Linked DNA regions of Mus musculus: region 1 is linked to region 2. Evidence: chromatin loops called from intact Hi-C (ENCODE). Cell type or tissue: left cerebral cortex. All regions are shown on one strand.

Evidence for each region. A loop is a pair of places that touch in the nucleus more often than their neighbours do. Peaks named below come from ENCODE experiments on the same cell type or tissue, not always from the same donor. Only the 100,000 strongest peaks of a DNase experiment are listed, where the experiment ranks them.
Region 1: it touches region 2 in a loop (2.0-fold over the local background); 1 of 42 quality-filtered maps calls a loop at or near these places.

The regions. Positions count from the first base shown.
Region 1 is chr15:43,597,805-43,605,804 of GRCm38, reverse strand. No RefSeq gene overlaps it. Among named protein-coding and RNA genes, the nearest start is that of Gm41316, 98 kb to the right of the region's middle. In left cerebral cortex, no CTCF peak of the experiment used is centred here; no DNase peak of the experiment used is centred here.
Region 2 is chr15:43,690,877-43,698,876 of GRCm38, reverse strand. No RefSeq gene overlaps it. Among named protein-coding and RNA genes, the nearest start is that of Tmem74, 180 kb to the left of the region's middle. In left cerebral cortex, no CTCF peak of the experiment used is centred here; DNase peaks (open chromatin) are centred at 2,639 and 3,219; H3K27ac peaks cover 1,985 bases.

The DNA.
Region 1 (8,000 bases), 93 kb after region 2:
CTCTATATTCTAGAAATTTAACTGTAAATAGAAAAATATTCTAACATTTCATAATTTTTCATTCAAGTGGTGGAAAATAGATAGTAAATCGATATACAAGTAAATATATAACAAAACTGCCTTGGTGATGCTGACATTTCAATGAAGGTAGGAAGAAAGGATATCAATCTAGAGAGTCCTGTCCTCTTGTTCATGTAGCACAGTGAGGTTTGTGATGAAAACAAAGCTTCAGAAATGAGAAAATGGAATACTCTGAAACCAAATCAAAGAAGAAGATAAGGAAGGATTACCCAATATAATCTTTCAGATGATGTTTTTCCTGATATTAACAATGTAAAGTGATGGTGAAGAGCTATTTAACTAATGGGGAGGGGGGATTCTGTGACCACCATCTTTATTACCTTAGTTACCTTTGAGAATCAAGGACTCATGAGTTACTCATTGACAGACCAATTACTAGCTAGTCCAATCCTCACATGTCTTCATTGTAAAGAACTAAGCTCCTTATTTGGAAGCAAATAATCAAGGCTGCATGTAAGAGGAAAATAAAGCATAGGCAGGGTTTATTGCTTCCAGGGCCTTTGCTCAAACATCTATGGTATTGGATATTCACAGCAAAAGTCACCAGTTTGGAAAAAAAAAACTTTATAAGACAGGATTGGAAATAACATTGTTACCAGAAATTTAGAGAACAAACAAACAAAAAGTGTTAGCTTAACCCAGAGATTTTTGAAGAGTTCTTTCAAAGGGGAAAGTTATTTCTACAAGAACTTAGACTTTGAGCAGCATGGGCATTAACTCAACTGATGAAAATGCTGGCATGCACATTACTATTGTCTGAAATCTTCTGAAGTCATGAGAAACACATGCACATGCACATGCTTTCAAGCGTGCGTGCGCACACACGCACACGCACATGCGCACACACACACACACTTGTCAGTCTGTAACAGAAAAAGCCTCTTGTGTGGAATTGCTAACCTGCTCTCTTATCAATCCATTCATTTACAAATAGAAAGATGATGAAAAGTCAAAAAGAACAAGACAGATTAAACAAGAGCAACTTGGACTCTAATCGCAAAATAAAGAGAAATGTGTCATGGAAGAGACCATAAATGTGTTTCAAGGAGGAAGGATTAGCCAAATATCTCAAATTTCCTTTTTCAAAGTAAGTCACTTGCAAGCAGAAATGAAAGGAGTGAAGTCAGCTAGGTCTCCAAAATGTGTTCATCACAGGAAAGAGAGGCCCATTGGACATGCAAACTTTATATGCCCCAGTACAGGGGAATGCCAGGGCCAAAAAAATGGGAATGGGTGGGTAGGGAAGTGGGGGGGGAGGTATGGGGGACTTTTGGGATAGCATTCTAAATGTAATTGAGGAAAATACGTAATAATAAAAAATATTTAAAAAAAAAAAAAAAGAAAAGAAAAAACAAAGGTAAGTATCCAAAATGGGCCCTTAAAAAATGAAATCACAGCTAGCATTGTCAATCAACTGGTATTCCATTTCTCCCTATTTGGGTTTCCTTTGTTTTATAACTTATAAACTGCATTTCCTTAGCACTTGGAAAGGTTTGAATAGATCTGTTACAGGTCAGATTTCCTTCATGAACACTGAAAACACTAAACCTTGATCATCAGGTGAATTAGACCTCAACAACCTAATGTGTGTTCCGGTAAGAGATGTCAATACCCAGGGGCATCTTAAATCCTCTGTCTCAGAACAATTTATATATTGTATTTTGTACATATATACATATGTGTGTATATTCCTGTGCATCTATATCTTTCCCTGTGTGTGAAAGGTTGATATATGCAACTTTATCCTCTTGGGATAAGATATTTTGTTAGCAACAAGAATAAGTGAAAGATAAGAATTTTATGGTCCAGTTAGGCTTGTCCTTCAAACTCCCCATTCTCTCTCTATCTTGGTGCTCTCCCAACTCAATCCCCAGTCTTGCATCCTACTAATTGTTATACCCTAGCCTCCAGCTAAGACAGAATCTCCCTGTTCTACTAGAGACCATGCAGACTGAGATAGGCCCAGTCCATACCAGTCAGAAGACCAGCGAGAAAAGAGAAACCAAGGAACAATACTCCTATGCAACAAAGACAAACTTGGAAAACATCACCTAGACCTACAATCACCCCAAAACCTAGATGCCTTAGAGGCCAGTGTAAAAACATTATCAACAACATCCAAGGCAATATACCACCACCAGAACTCAGCTATCTTACTACAGCAATACCTGAATATTCCAATACAGTAGAAACACAAAAAAGCCTTAAAAATAAATTTATAATGTTAATTGAACTCCATAAAGAAGATATTAATAACTTTCTTAAAGAAATTCAGGAAAATACAAACAATTGGAAGAAATTAATAAATCCCTTAAACAAATCAGAAAAACACATTTGAAGAAAACGTATAAAACTGTTCTAGACTTGAAAACAGAAATATAAGCAAACACAAATAAAAACACAAACTGAAGGATTTCTGGGAATGGAAACTCTGTGGAATCAAACAGGAGACACAGACACAAGCATTGTGAAGAGAATACAAGAGATGGAAGAAAGAATCTCAAGCATTGAAGATACCTAATACAAGAAATAGATACATGGGTTGAAGAAAATATTAAATCTAAAAAGTTTCTGACTCAAATAATCCAGGAAATCTGGAACACTATGAAATGACCAAACCTAAGGATGATAGGAATAGAAAAAAGAGAGGATTCCCAGCTCAAAAACCCAGAAAATATTTTTAACAAAATCAGAGGAGAAAAATCACCTAACCTAAAGAAGAAAAGAAGAAGACAACTATAAAGATACAAAAAACAAAACAAAACAAAACAAAACAAAACAAAACAAAACTTAAAGAAAACCAAAGAGAGTGGTCCCTCACCCATCTACCCACTCTTTTTCACCCCCTCTAGCATCCATCCCTTTTCTCTGGGGCATCAAGCCTCCACAGAGACAAGCACATCCCCTCCCACTGGCAAAACAAGACAGTCTTCTTCTACAGAAGAAGGGGTCTCAGAGCAGCCCATGTATGTTTTTTTGGCTAGTGGTTTAACCTCTAGGAGCTCTGAGGGGACTGGGCTAGTTGATACTGTTGTACTGCCTATGGGGTTGCAATCCCCTTCAGTTCCTTCAGTCCTTCCCCTAACTCTTCATAGGGGTCCCAAGGCTCAGTCCAATGGTTGACTGTAAGTATCTGCATCTGTCTCAGTCAGGTACTAGCAGAGCCTCTCAGAGGTGAGCCATTCCAGACTCCTGTGTGCAGGCACATTTTGGCATCAGCAATGGTGTTGGTGGTTGGTATCTGCACATGGGATAAATACCAAGGTGGGGTGGTCACTGGGTGGCCTTTCCTTCAGTCTATACCTCTTTTTGTCCATGAATTTCCTTTAGAAAGGAATAATTCTGGGTTAACATTTTTGAGATGGGTAGGTGACCCCATTTCTCAACTGGTGGCCATGCCTGTCTACTGCGATTCGTCTCTTCAGGTTCTATCTCCCTACTGTTAGGCGTTTCTGCTGATGTTATTGCCACTGGGTCGTAGAAGCCTCTCATATCCCTGAATTCTAGGACTTTCTAGTCGACCCCCTTGTTCCCCATCCACACTTCTGCATCTTTCTATCCATTCTCCTGCTCTTCTGGGCTTCTCTCCAATCTCTTCCCATACCTGATCCTGATCCCCCTCCTCTCTCCCATTCAAGTGCCTCCTTCTGCCTCCCAAGATTATTTTGTTCCCCCTTCTAAGTGGGATTAAAGAAATCACACTTGGACCTTCTTTCTCCTTAAGCTTCACATGATTTGTGAGTTATATCATGGGGATATTAAACTTTTTGGTTAACATCTACCTACCAGTAAATGCATACTATATATATATCCTTTGGGGTCTGGGTTGTACCCAGTTTTCAATTGGGCTATTTGGTTTACTGGAGTCTAACTACTTGAATTCTTTGTATATTTTGGTTATTAACCCTCTATCAGATGTAGGGTTGGTAAAGATCTTCTCCCAATCAGTAGATTGCTGTTTCGTACTATTGATAATGTCCTTTAGCAATCCAGAAGCTTTTTAGTTTCATGAGGTCCCATTTGTCAATTGTTGATCTTAGAGTCTCAGCCATTGGTGTTCTGTCCAGGAAAATTTCCCCTGTGTTAATGTGTTTGAGGCTATTTCTCACATTCTCTTCTATTAGATTCACTGTAGCTGGTTTTATGTGGAGGTCCTTGATTCACTTGGACTTGAGCTTTGTACAAGGAGACAAAAGGAGGTCAAAGGGATCCCAATTGGAAAGGAAGAACTCAAAGTATCACTATTTGCAGATGATATGATAGTATGCATGAGTGACCCCAAAATTTCTACCATAGAACTCCTACAGCTTATAAACAACTTCAGCAAAGTGGTTGCATATAAAATTTACTCAAACAAATCAGTGGCTTTCCTCTATACAAAGGATAAATGGGCTGAGAAAGAAATTAGGGAAACAACACTATTCACAATAGTCACAAATCACAAACCTCAAGTTCCTGAAGAAAGAAATAGAAGAAGACCTCAGAAATGGAAAGATCTCCCATTATCATGGATCAGTAGGATAAGTAAAAATTACCATCTTACCAAAAGCAATCTACAGATTCAGTGCAATCCCCACCAAAATTCCAACTCAATTCTTTACAGACATGGAAAGGCAATTCTCAACGTCATATCAAATAACAAAAAATATTCTAGGATAGTTGTACTGGCTGGTTTTATGTGTCAACTTGACACAAGCTGGAGTGATCACAGAGAAAGGATCTTCAATTGAGGAAATGCCTCCATGAGATCCAGCTATAAGGCATTTTCTCAATTGGTGATCAAGGGGAGAGGGTCCATTGTGGGTGGTGCTATCCCTGGGCTGGTAGTCTTGGGTTCTATAAGATACCAAGCTAAGCAAGCCAGGGGAAACAAGCCAATAAGTAACATCCCTCCATGGTCTCTGCACCAGCCACTGCTTCCTGACCTATTTGAGTTCCAGTCCTGTCTTCCTTTGGTGATGAACAGCAGTGTGGATATGTAAGCTGAATAAACCCTTGCCTCCTCAACTTGCTTCTTGGTCATGATGTTTGTGCAGGAATAGAAACCTTGACTAAGACAATAGTGAAAACAATTCTCAATAATAAAAGAACTTCTGGGGGAAATCATCATCTCTGAAGCTGTACTACAGAGCAATAGTGATAAAAACTGCCTCGTATTGGTACAGAGACAGACAAGCCAATCAATGGAATAAAATTGTAGACCCAGAAATAAACCCACACACCTATGGACACTTGATCTTTGACAAAGAAACCAAAATCATACAGTGAAAAACAGAAAAACAGATAGAAAGAAAGAAAGAAAGAAAGGAAGGAAGGAAGGAAGGAAGGAAGGAAGGAAGGAAGGAAGGAAGGAAGGAAGAAAGAGAAAGAAAGAAAGAAAGAAAGAAAGAAAGAAAGAAAGAAAGAAAGAAAGAAAGAAAGAAAGAAAGAAAGAAAGTTCAACAAATGGTTCTTGTCTAACTGGTGGTCTGCATGTAGAAGAATGCAAACTGAGCCATATATATTTCCTTGCACAAAGCTCAAGTCCAGAAAAAATTTTAATTACTATAGAGGTGCAAAAGACTTGGAGATATAGGTCAGTGTTAGAACACTTATGTAGTAGGCTTAAGGATCTATGTATAAACCTCAGTGTGCTTGGGCATACACAAACACACACACACACACACACACACTCACACATACACACACAAAAGTTTATGTGCATGTATATGAGCTGATAAGATATTTTATGATAATTATGTTTTTAAATACATATGAATATAAACATCTCTAAGAGGTTTGGGAAATGGATGAATTTCATTTGCTTATTTAAATCTCACTTTTGCCCCAGTATGAAGGGGAAAACTAAAGCCTTTGTCAGGAGGATATTCTTGATACAAGTTTAATGCAAGCAGAAAAAACGTATACTTTTGCTGTATCTTTATTCACTGAAAATTTACTTTCTCAGTAAGGACATCTTGAATAACACTAGCATGTATATGTGATGGTTTGTATATTCTTGGCCTAGGGAATAGAATTATTAGAAGGTGTGATCCTGTTGGAGTAGGTGTGTCAGTGTGGGTGTGGAGTATAAGACCTCACCCTAGATCACCGGAAACCAGTTCTTCTACTAGCAGCTTTCAGATGAAAATATAGAACTCTCAGCTTCTCCTGCACCATGAATACCTGGATGCTGCCATCCAGGCTTGATGATACTGAATTGAACCTCTGAACCTGTAACAAGCCAACCCAATTAAATGTCTTTCATAGACTTGTATTGGTCATGGTGTCTGTTCACAGCAGTAATACCCTAAGACATATTTTATTTCACTGGTTGGGGGTAGAGGAGACTATATGGGTTTCTAAATGATGGTTTCTTTTCTGATATAGATTGGGGATGGCTTGTCACTTATTTTTTTTTTCCATTTTTTATTAGGTATTTAGCTCATTTACATTTCCAATGCTATACCAAAAGTCCCCCTTACCCACCCACCCCCACTCCCCTACCCACCCACTCCCCCCCTTTGGCCCTGGCGTTCCCCTGTACCGGGGCACACAAAGTCTGCGTGTCCAATGGGCCTCTCTTTCCAGTGATGGCCGACTAGGCCATCTTTTGATACATATGCAGCTAGAGTCAAGAGCTCAGGGGTACTGGTTAGTTCATAATGTTGTTCCACCTATAGGGTTGAAGATCCCTTTAGCTCCTTGGGTACTTTCTCTAGCTCCTCCATTGGGAGCCCTGTGATCCATCCATTAGCTGACTGTGAGCATCCACTTCTGTGTTTGCTAGGCCCCGGCATAGTCTCACAAGAGACAGCTACATCTGGGTCCTTTCAGTAAAATCTTGCTAGTGTATGCAATGGTGTCAGCATTTGGAAGCTGATTATGGGGTGGATCCCTGGATATGGCAGTCTCTACATGGTCCATCCTTTCATCTCAGCTCCATACTTTGTTTCTGTAACTCCTTCCATGGGTGTTTTGTTCCCACTTCTAAGGAGGGGCATAGTGTCCACACTTCAGTCTTCATTTTTCTTGAGTTTCATGTGTTTAGGAAATTGTATCTTATATCGTGGGTATCCTAGGTTTTGGGCTAGTATCCACTTATCAGTGAGTACATATTGTGTGAGTTCCTTTGTGATTGTGTTACCTCACTCAGGATGATGCTCTCCAGGTCCATCCATTTGGCTAGGAATTTCATAAATTCATTCTTTTTAATAGCTGAGTAGTACTCCATTGTGTAGATGTACCACATTTTCTGTATCCATTCCTCTGTTGAGGGGCATCTGGGTTCTTTCCAGTTTCTGGCTATTATAAATAAGGCTGCTATGAACATAGTGGAGCATGTGTCCTTCTTACCAGTTGGGGCTTCTTCTGGATATATGCCCAGGAGAGGTATTGCTGGATCCTCCGGTAGTACTATGTCCAATTTTCTGAGGAACCGCCAGACTGATTTCCAGAGTGGTTGTACAAGCCTGCAATCCCACCAACAATGGAGGAGTGTTCCTCTTTCTCCACATCCTCGCCAGCATCTGCTGTCACCTGAATTTTTGATCTTAGCCATTCTCACTGGTGTGAGGTGGAATCTCAGGGTTGTTTTGATTTGCATTTCCCTGATGATTAAGGATGTTGAACATTTTTTCAGGTGCTTCTCTGCCATTCGGTATTCCTCAGGTGAGAATTCTTTGTTCAGTTCTGAGCCCCATTTTTTAAGGGGGTTATTTGATTTTCTGAGGTCCACCTTCTTGAGTTCTTTATATATGTTGGATATTAGTCCCCTATCTGATTTAGGATAGGTAAAGATCCTTTCCCAGTCTGTTGGTGGTCTTTTTGTCTTATAGACAGTGTCTTTTGCCTTGCAGAAACTTTGGAGTTTCATTAGGTCCCATTTGTCAATTCTCGATCTTACAGTACAAGCCATTGCTGTTCTGTTCAGGAATTTT
Region 2 (8,000 bases):
TACATCCAGAAGATCTGGATTTACACTCACCTCTAAAGACAATGTGATATTAAAAGAGCAAATATGGCAAGTTCAAATGTGCATGGGTATGTTTATGCTTCTCCCCCTCCCCCCTTTTGTTATCTGTCTGCTGCTTCTTGGAGGGTTCCCATGCACCAAGCTTCAAAGATGTAACTGCTGAAAATAGTTAACTAACTTATATGATTTCATAGAATCCATGTCTTTCTTTGTACCCGGATAATCTGGTGCTTGTTGGGGTCTCTCTAAGACAGACATTACACTTAGAATTTACACAGCCTGTAGCCACCAGAAATGAGTCGCCAGCTGGCCATTCTGCTCTTGCAGCAATGGCTATGAATCTTCTCATTTTATTTCATCTTGTTCTCATTCAATACCTGGTCTTAGTGACTACCAGACTGTTGGTCCCTGGAATTTTAATTTATGGTGATTAAAGTCCACATCTCAAAATAATAGATCTTTCAATTCTCTAAGGACATTTTGTGTTATAGTTTGGTTTTACTTACCATGTAATTTGAACCATTCCTGGATGCTTCAGAGCATTTGCCAGCCAAAATTTCAGTATTCTGAAACTCAAACATAGCTCTAATATATTTGGCCAATACCTGAGCAAGCTACACCCAAGCCTGAGAAGAGTAGCACATACTTAATCAAGTGAATTCGTGTCTTTATTCTCAAGCTAACTGGGAGAGTCATGGACACTGATTCTGATTATCTTTTGGATGTCTCCATGGTTTAGCCCCATGCTTTGTGCTTGGTAGTTGGTAAATCTTTATAAAATGAAGCTGCCTAGAACTTACAGATTCAGTTTTTAACTGTGCCAAACACTCTCCTTCTAAACTGTAATGATTCAACATTTCCCTTATGTGTAAATCAGCATATTGATTGGAATTGTCTATAAAACAGTGTAACATTTAAATGTCTCAAGTGAATACTTTAAAATGATTTTTATGACTACTATATACTCATAAAACCCCAAAGAAAAAGGTTTTCATTTGTTATGAATTCTGAACCTAATTCCATTTTTATAATGATTTCTTTAGAAAAAAATCTAGAGTTTGAAGGGGCTTGATTTTTCATTTAAATTGAAACTGTGAACATTTTAAAATAGTAGACACTCATATGGTATTATAAGATTTGCTTTTCCTAAGGGAAAAAAAAATCAGAATTTCCCTTGTACATGTCTCTAGACTTAATTTTGTATTTTTCGATGTGTAGTTTGTTATCTACACTTTGAAATAGGACACACACATATGTAACCACGGAGATTCTATCTGAATTCTTCACTTTGCACTGGATGTGGTGAATATAATCAGAGTGCTATACATTTGTCTCTTCAGAATTGCAATGATTGTAAGAGTGGTTGCAACTCAACTCAAGAGAATCAGAAACTAGCAACCACAGGGAGAACAGCCTGTTTATGAAATGGAAATCCCCACTAGTGTAGAAAGCTGGGCATGATGACACATGCCTTTAATCCCAACAATCAGGAGGCAAAGAAAGGTGGATCTTTGAATTCGAGGCCACACTGTTCTACACTGCAAGTTCTAGGACAATCAGGTACAGAATACCTACCTCCCCAAGAAGTTGCTGCTAAGAGTTTGGGGCCAAAAAATCCTAATCTGAGAGTATCAGCATCCTAGGTTCAGCCCTATACATCAATTAATAAGATGAGTAGTGGTAAAAAGCAGAGGAAACTGATGTGATGAATGTGGAATGTAATGATGTAATGGAAGGTGAACAAAGAAAAGAGGTCTAGTGGCCACATCTTTGGGACATGCACGATAAATCAGTGTAAGGCAAAATATGATCTATTAGCTCACTATCTCAGCTCCAGTTACACAGGTAGTGAGAATAAATGATCATGCTGTCATGGCTTGAGGGTCATCGTCTTGTTTCTATAAGATAATAACTAGACAGAAAGACCAACAGAGTCAACTAAGCTAGATCCTTGGGGGCTCCTTGAGTATGAACCACCAACCAAAGTGCAAGCATGAACTGAACCTTGGCCTCTGCATAAATGTAGCAGATGTACAGCTTGCTCTTCATGAAGATTCCCCATCAAGTGGAGTAGCGACTGTTCCTGAATCTGTTGCCTTCCTTGGATCCTGTTTCTCTAACTGGGCTGCCTTGACTGGCCTCAATGAAAGAGGATGTGCCTTGTCCTGCAGTGACTGATGTACAAGTGGGGTGAGGGGTAGAAAAGGGGTGATGCAGGGTGGGGATACCCCTTCTTTCATGAGAAGGGGATGGGGGAATGAGAAAGGGACCTGTGAGAGCGGTGGACTTGGAAGAGAGGGGCAGCTGATATTGGGATGTAAAGTGGATAAAAATAAATTTAAGAAAATATTAAAAAGAAGATGATTCCTGCTCATAGGGGTTGTCCTGTGAGGTTTTGTGTTCCTGGAATATAGGATAACTGCAGGTATAGAACAAAGGCTCTTCTCTTCTGCCTTGAAAGAGAATGATGTAGGGTAAGTGTGATGGTTTAGAAGGTGTGGCCCTGTTGGAGTAGATGCAGCTTTGTTGGAGTACATGTGTCATTGTGGGTGTAGGCTTTAAGACTGTCATCTTCTCTGCCTGGAAACCAGTATTCTGTTAGCAGCCTTTAGATGAAGATATACAACTCTCAGTTCCTCCTGCACCATGTCTGCCTGGATGCTGCCATGTTCCATCCTTGAAGATAATGGACTGAACCTCTGAACCTGTAAGTCAGTCCAAATTGAATGTTGTTCCTATAAAAGTTGCCTTGGTCATGGTGTCTGTACATAGCAATAAAATCCTAACTAAGACAATAAGCATCGCCAGATTATAGATAGATAAACCCATTGAGGGATTAATAAACCTGTAAAGAGCTAAGTGGGAAACACAGCATAAGTGGAAAGATACTTGGTTTCCTTCTGCTTCCAGCTGCTATGAGGACACAAATGACTGCATGTTCCTCAGCCAGCAGCTTCTAAGCACTTGTGGAGAATGGGCTTGTGGAAAATATCATTGCCATGTGAGGAGACTGTTAGGTGACTAGTTATTTTCTCCCCTTCAGTTCTGAACTGAAGCACAATGGAGCAGTGCAAATGGAGATAAAAGGGTTGCAGCTGGAGAGCTGCAGAAATAAACTTCCCATGAAGCAAATGCACTCACCCACTCAGTCTGTGGGGGAAAGACAGTCCAATGCCTCCTCCAGCAACTTTTCACATGGTCTACCAGAGCGAATTCTCTGCAGACAGGCAGACAACTGGGAGTGGGAGGAATTACACTTGCCAGGTTTCCCTGGAAAACTTGCCAATCTTACAGTGACTCCACATCTCCAAGGAAGAGAGAGCAAACAGAAAGAAAGGGAAAATTTCCATTGAAAAGAAACAAAGAGTAGGATCCCCACCCCCATCAAAGCTGACAGGGAATCAGCCTACCCCTAACTGGGTCTGTCTGCTCTGCTCCGCAGAATAGTGTCTGAGGACCAGTGAAGCATAAGAGCAGATTTCCATGTAGGTGAGTTTTCAGGACTGTGCTTCAATTTCATTGTGCAACAACAGTTTTGTCTCTGTAATTCCACTTGCTTTAAGAGAATTTACTCCAAGCCAGGCATGGTGGCACACGCCTTTAATCCCAGCACTCAGGAGGCAGAGGCAGGCGAATTTCTGAGTTCAAGGCCAGCCTGGTCTACAAAGTGAGTTCCAGGGCAGTCAGGGCTATACAGAGAAACCCTGTCTCGAAAAATAAATAAATTAATTTAAAAAAAAAAGAAAAGAAAAAGAATTTACTCCCTCATTGATTACCAGAAGAAAAACACATTTTTTGAGTGATCTGACTGTGGGTTATTTTTTCAATTAATTAATTAATTTATTCACTTTACCTTCCAATATCAGCCCCCCTCCAAGTTCTTCCCTCCATTTCTCCCTCTACTTCTCCTCTAAGAAGGAGGAGGTGCTCTGGGTATCACATCCCCCTGGTACCAACAGAGTCAACAAACCTGAATGTTTAGGGGCTCCCAAATTCTGAATTACCAACCAAAGCCCCCCATATGTACCAAATATGTAGCTTGGTCTTCATATGGGTCCCCCAACAACTAGAAGGGGAGCAATCCTTGAATTTGTTGCCTGCCTGTAGATTCCATTCCCCTAACTGTGATGCCTTGCCTGGCCTCAGTGGGAGAGGATATCCCTAGTCCTTTAGTGACTGAAAAAGTCATTTTTTTTAAGGTTATATTCTTCTGGGAGAACGCAGACCATAAGCAAATCAAATGCTTATACAGAACTTTAGTGTGAGGGCCCAACTCACCAGCAAAGCAGATGCCACAACAGGATCCTTCTGCACACGTTTATTGGGAAAGCTTGATTGCAGAGGTGAAAAGACCCCGAGCCCAGAACTGGTGCTGCTTATATAGGCCTAGGAGATTGGTTATGCATTTACTACCTCATTTACATGTCTATATCCGATTGGTTATGCTCTCAGAACTTAACAGAACCTCATTAACATACCTCACTTACATATCTACACCTGATTGGTTATGCTCTCAGTACCTCACAGAACCTCATTAACATGCCTGGGCCAGGCAGTGACTCAGCAAAAAACTTTACTGCATATGTACACATTGGTTGTTTACCCAAACTTATGCATGGTGGCCAGCGGTAGGCAGCGCCACCTTGTAATGGCATATGTGGCTTCCCACACTTTAGGTGGTAGGAAGCACTAACAAAAAAAGAAAGATATAGAAAGATGTCAAACAATTTTGAATAGAGAGATTAGAAAGACTCTGAGAGAACAAAATGATTGAGCTGGAAATAAGGAAAGGACAACCCAGTCTAATACTCTTCTGGGTTTGATCTAAGGGAGATAGATGAGATACAACATAGGTCGAGAGGTTAAAGGGGAAATGGTAATCCAACAATCACAGATTTTTACAGGCAAGTGCAACGACATTGACTTTTATGAGAAGACAATGCAAATGTGTAGCAGAGAGTATAATCTTTATATTTTAGACAAAATTATTCTAGATACTGCCTTCAATTGTAGAATCACACTGGAGGAGAGGGTATAACTCTTGAGAACTAAAATCATACCAGCCAGACAGAAAGGTTATTGACTTTTCTACCAAGGATGACGACAAAATTGGAACCTAAAACAGATGTTGATGCTCAGTGTTATATTATATGGGAAATTTTTAGATGTCTTTGAGGACCTTTCTTGGTGCTTGGGTTGGCTTAATCTCAAGAGTCAGGATCCCAGACATGTCACACAAAGGCTCTAGAGTAAGTGGCCTCTAGAATATTTATCTCATAAATTCCAAGAATAAAATTCATGAACTTATGGTAAGAAGAAGCTCATCCATCCAGTTGGTCTAGCCTTGAGGTTCAAAGTATCTGGATTGGTCACATCCTCATATAGCTTCCAGAGAAGGGTAAGAGATAGCAAGGGACCAGGAGCCAGAATTCTCTTGAGCTATCACTGGCCTCTAGTACAGGTATTTTCAGAACAGCTGTTTTGGAGTCCATGAATTCCTGAACAGTTTTTATCTCATGTTCTCAACAATATGCCAGAAAATCTGGTTAAGAAAGACAAGATACCTGTGTGTGTGGATGGATTCATTTGTTTGTTTTGGAAATTATTTTTAATCCGTTTATCAAATGTATTGAGCATATCCCTCCCCATATCTGATGATTCCCCCATCTTACCCCTTTCATTGATCTCCTTTTCTCCCCAGTTCCACTTATACATTCATGTACACACATGACATTATGCATTTATTGCATCTAGAGCCCTCAAATGAGAGAAAACTTGCAATAGGAATCTTTCTGATCCAGACTTAATACATTTAATATTATGTCTTACAGTTGAGTTTTATAAAACCAAGTATAAATGGAAGAATCTGAGGGAAGGTTGTAGACACTGACAGACTTTACATATACAGAAAAAAAAGGGTGGATGTTGCCATGTGGACTTTTGTGTTCTAGGGTAGGGAGATGTTTGCATCAGGTGATCTCTATTTTCTAGTCAATCTTGAAGTAATTCCCCAAGAAGGAAAAGTTTATAAAGCTCTTAGTCATTATGAAATGGAAAGGTTATCAGACACTACTAAGATACCAGCCAGTCTTGAAGATTCTAATTTCTAAGTAATCCTAGTTTGTGGATATAAACAAAGTCTTGGTTTTACCATGTTTAGTACCTTACATGCTAAGAATGTTCCAGATTTCAAGCTTAGAATTTACTGCAGTGGTGTGGAAAATAGAAAATGTAGTAGAAATGAATGTTTCCAGTAAGGGTATCAGAGAATTGATAGCTATAGAATCCAAACTGAACCAAAAATTACCTAACAAAGGTAGTTAAAATTAATATTTTATAGTAAATCAGAGTACTATATTAGTAGATCTCAAATGAGCTATTTATTATGTAACAGAAATGATGATTTGTGACATCAAGATTTTTATTTGCACTAACCAAAGGAAGCTCTTATATACTATATAAAACACACAATACATAGGACATTTAATAAGAACAAACTTCATAGTAAAATGATCATGTTCCATGGTTGTGACATTTGATTTACCACTCTGACAAACTATCTTTATTTTGTGCATTCCACACTGGTTTTATTTGGTTCAAGCCAAAATCCCATGTGATTCTGTCTGTTGTTCTCTGGAATTTTTCAGCAGACATAGGCAGGATAAAATAATTGAGGTTGGTCAAGTCTCTTAACAAAGGATTGAATGTCCTCTTATGACATTCCAAAGAGATGATTTAGCTAAGTAGAATAAAGCACAAAAGAAGCTGTGGCCTTGACCAGAGAGTCTCTCTAGAGAGATTTGCATTATGTTGACTTGTTTCAAAGGAATACTCATTAAGGAGATATTGTAGGTACTGGAAAGATGGCTCAGTGGTTAAGAGTACTGACTGTTCTTCCAGAGGTCCAGAGTTCAAATCCCAGCAACCACATGGTGGCTCACAACCATCTGTAATGAGATCTGATGCCCTCTTCTGGTGTGTCTAAAGACATCTACAGGGTATTATATATAATAAATAAACCTTTCTTTAAAAAGGAGATATTGTTTTAATCATCTGAAGAACATAAAAAGTGACTTAAGAAATTAAAGCTAGAACAAATGAATGTCTATCCTATAACACTTCTGAAATACCAAGGTGCTAGTAAATGAGTAATAAGGAATTCTTAAGCTATATACACAGAGAGGACAATCTAGCAGTAGCAAAAACCAGATCTGACTAGTTTAGGAGGCAAGAGGCATGCATTGAAGGGTACCAGAGAATATACCTTACATGCTAAGCCATTGCTTTGGAGAATTGTCAACATGGTTCAAATCCATCTCCTTCTAGGTTCTCGAGCTTGTTATTCACAATTCCAAGTTGTTGACAGAATCAAATGGAACATTCACCTTTATATTAGATGCATACCTTGGGGCAATGGAGAGGATGTTGGTATGGTAATAAAATTTGTAAATATATATGTAGCTTTAAGGTATCATTCCTGCAACAGGGACAGTTTCCAGAAGAGAGGAACTCCTAAATCAAACAGAGACAAGACATTCTACAACATGAGCTTTCCAAAGTGAGACATGAGAAAGAATGGGAGGAGAGGCCCTTGGTCCTGTGAAGGCTCTATTCCCCAGTATAGGGGAATGCCAGGACCAGGAATGGGAGTGGTTGGGTTGGGGAGCAGGGGAGGGGGGAGGGGATAGGGGATTTTTGGAGGGGGAACTAGGAAAGGAGATAACATTTGAAATGTAAATAAAGAAAATATCTAAGAAAAGAAGTTAAAAAAACAAAAACAAAAAACACTGCGGTGGCTTACATGAGATTGGTCCCCATAGGCTCATATATTTGAATTCTTGGTTCCAGTTAGTGAAACATTTTGGGAAGCATCAGAAGCTGTGGCATTTTAGAGGAGGTGGGTCAAGATGGGTAGTCTTTGAGGTTTCAAAGCCCCATGCCAGGTTGAGTCTTACTCTTTCTGTCTGCTGCCTGCAGATCAG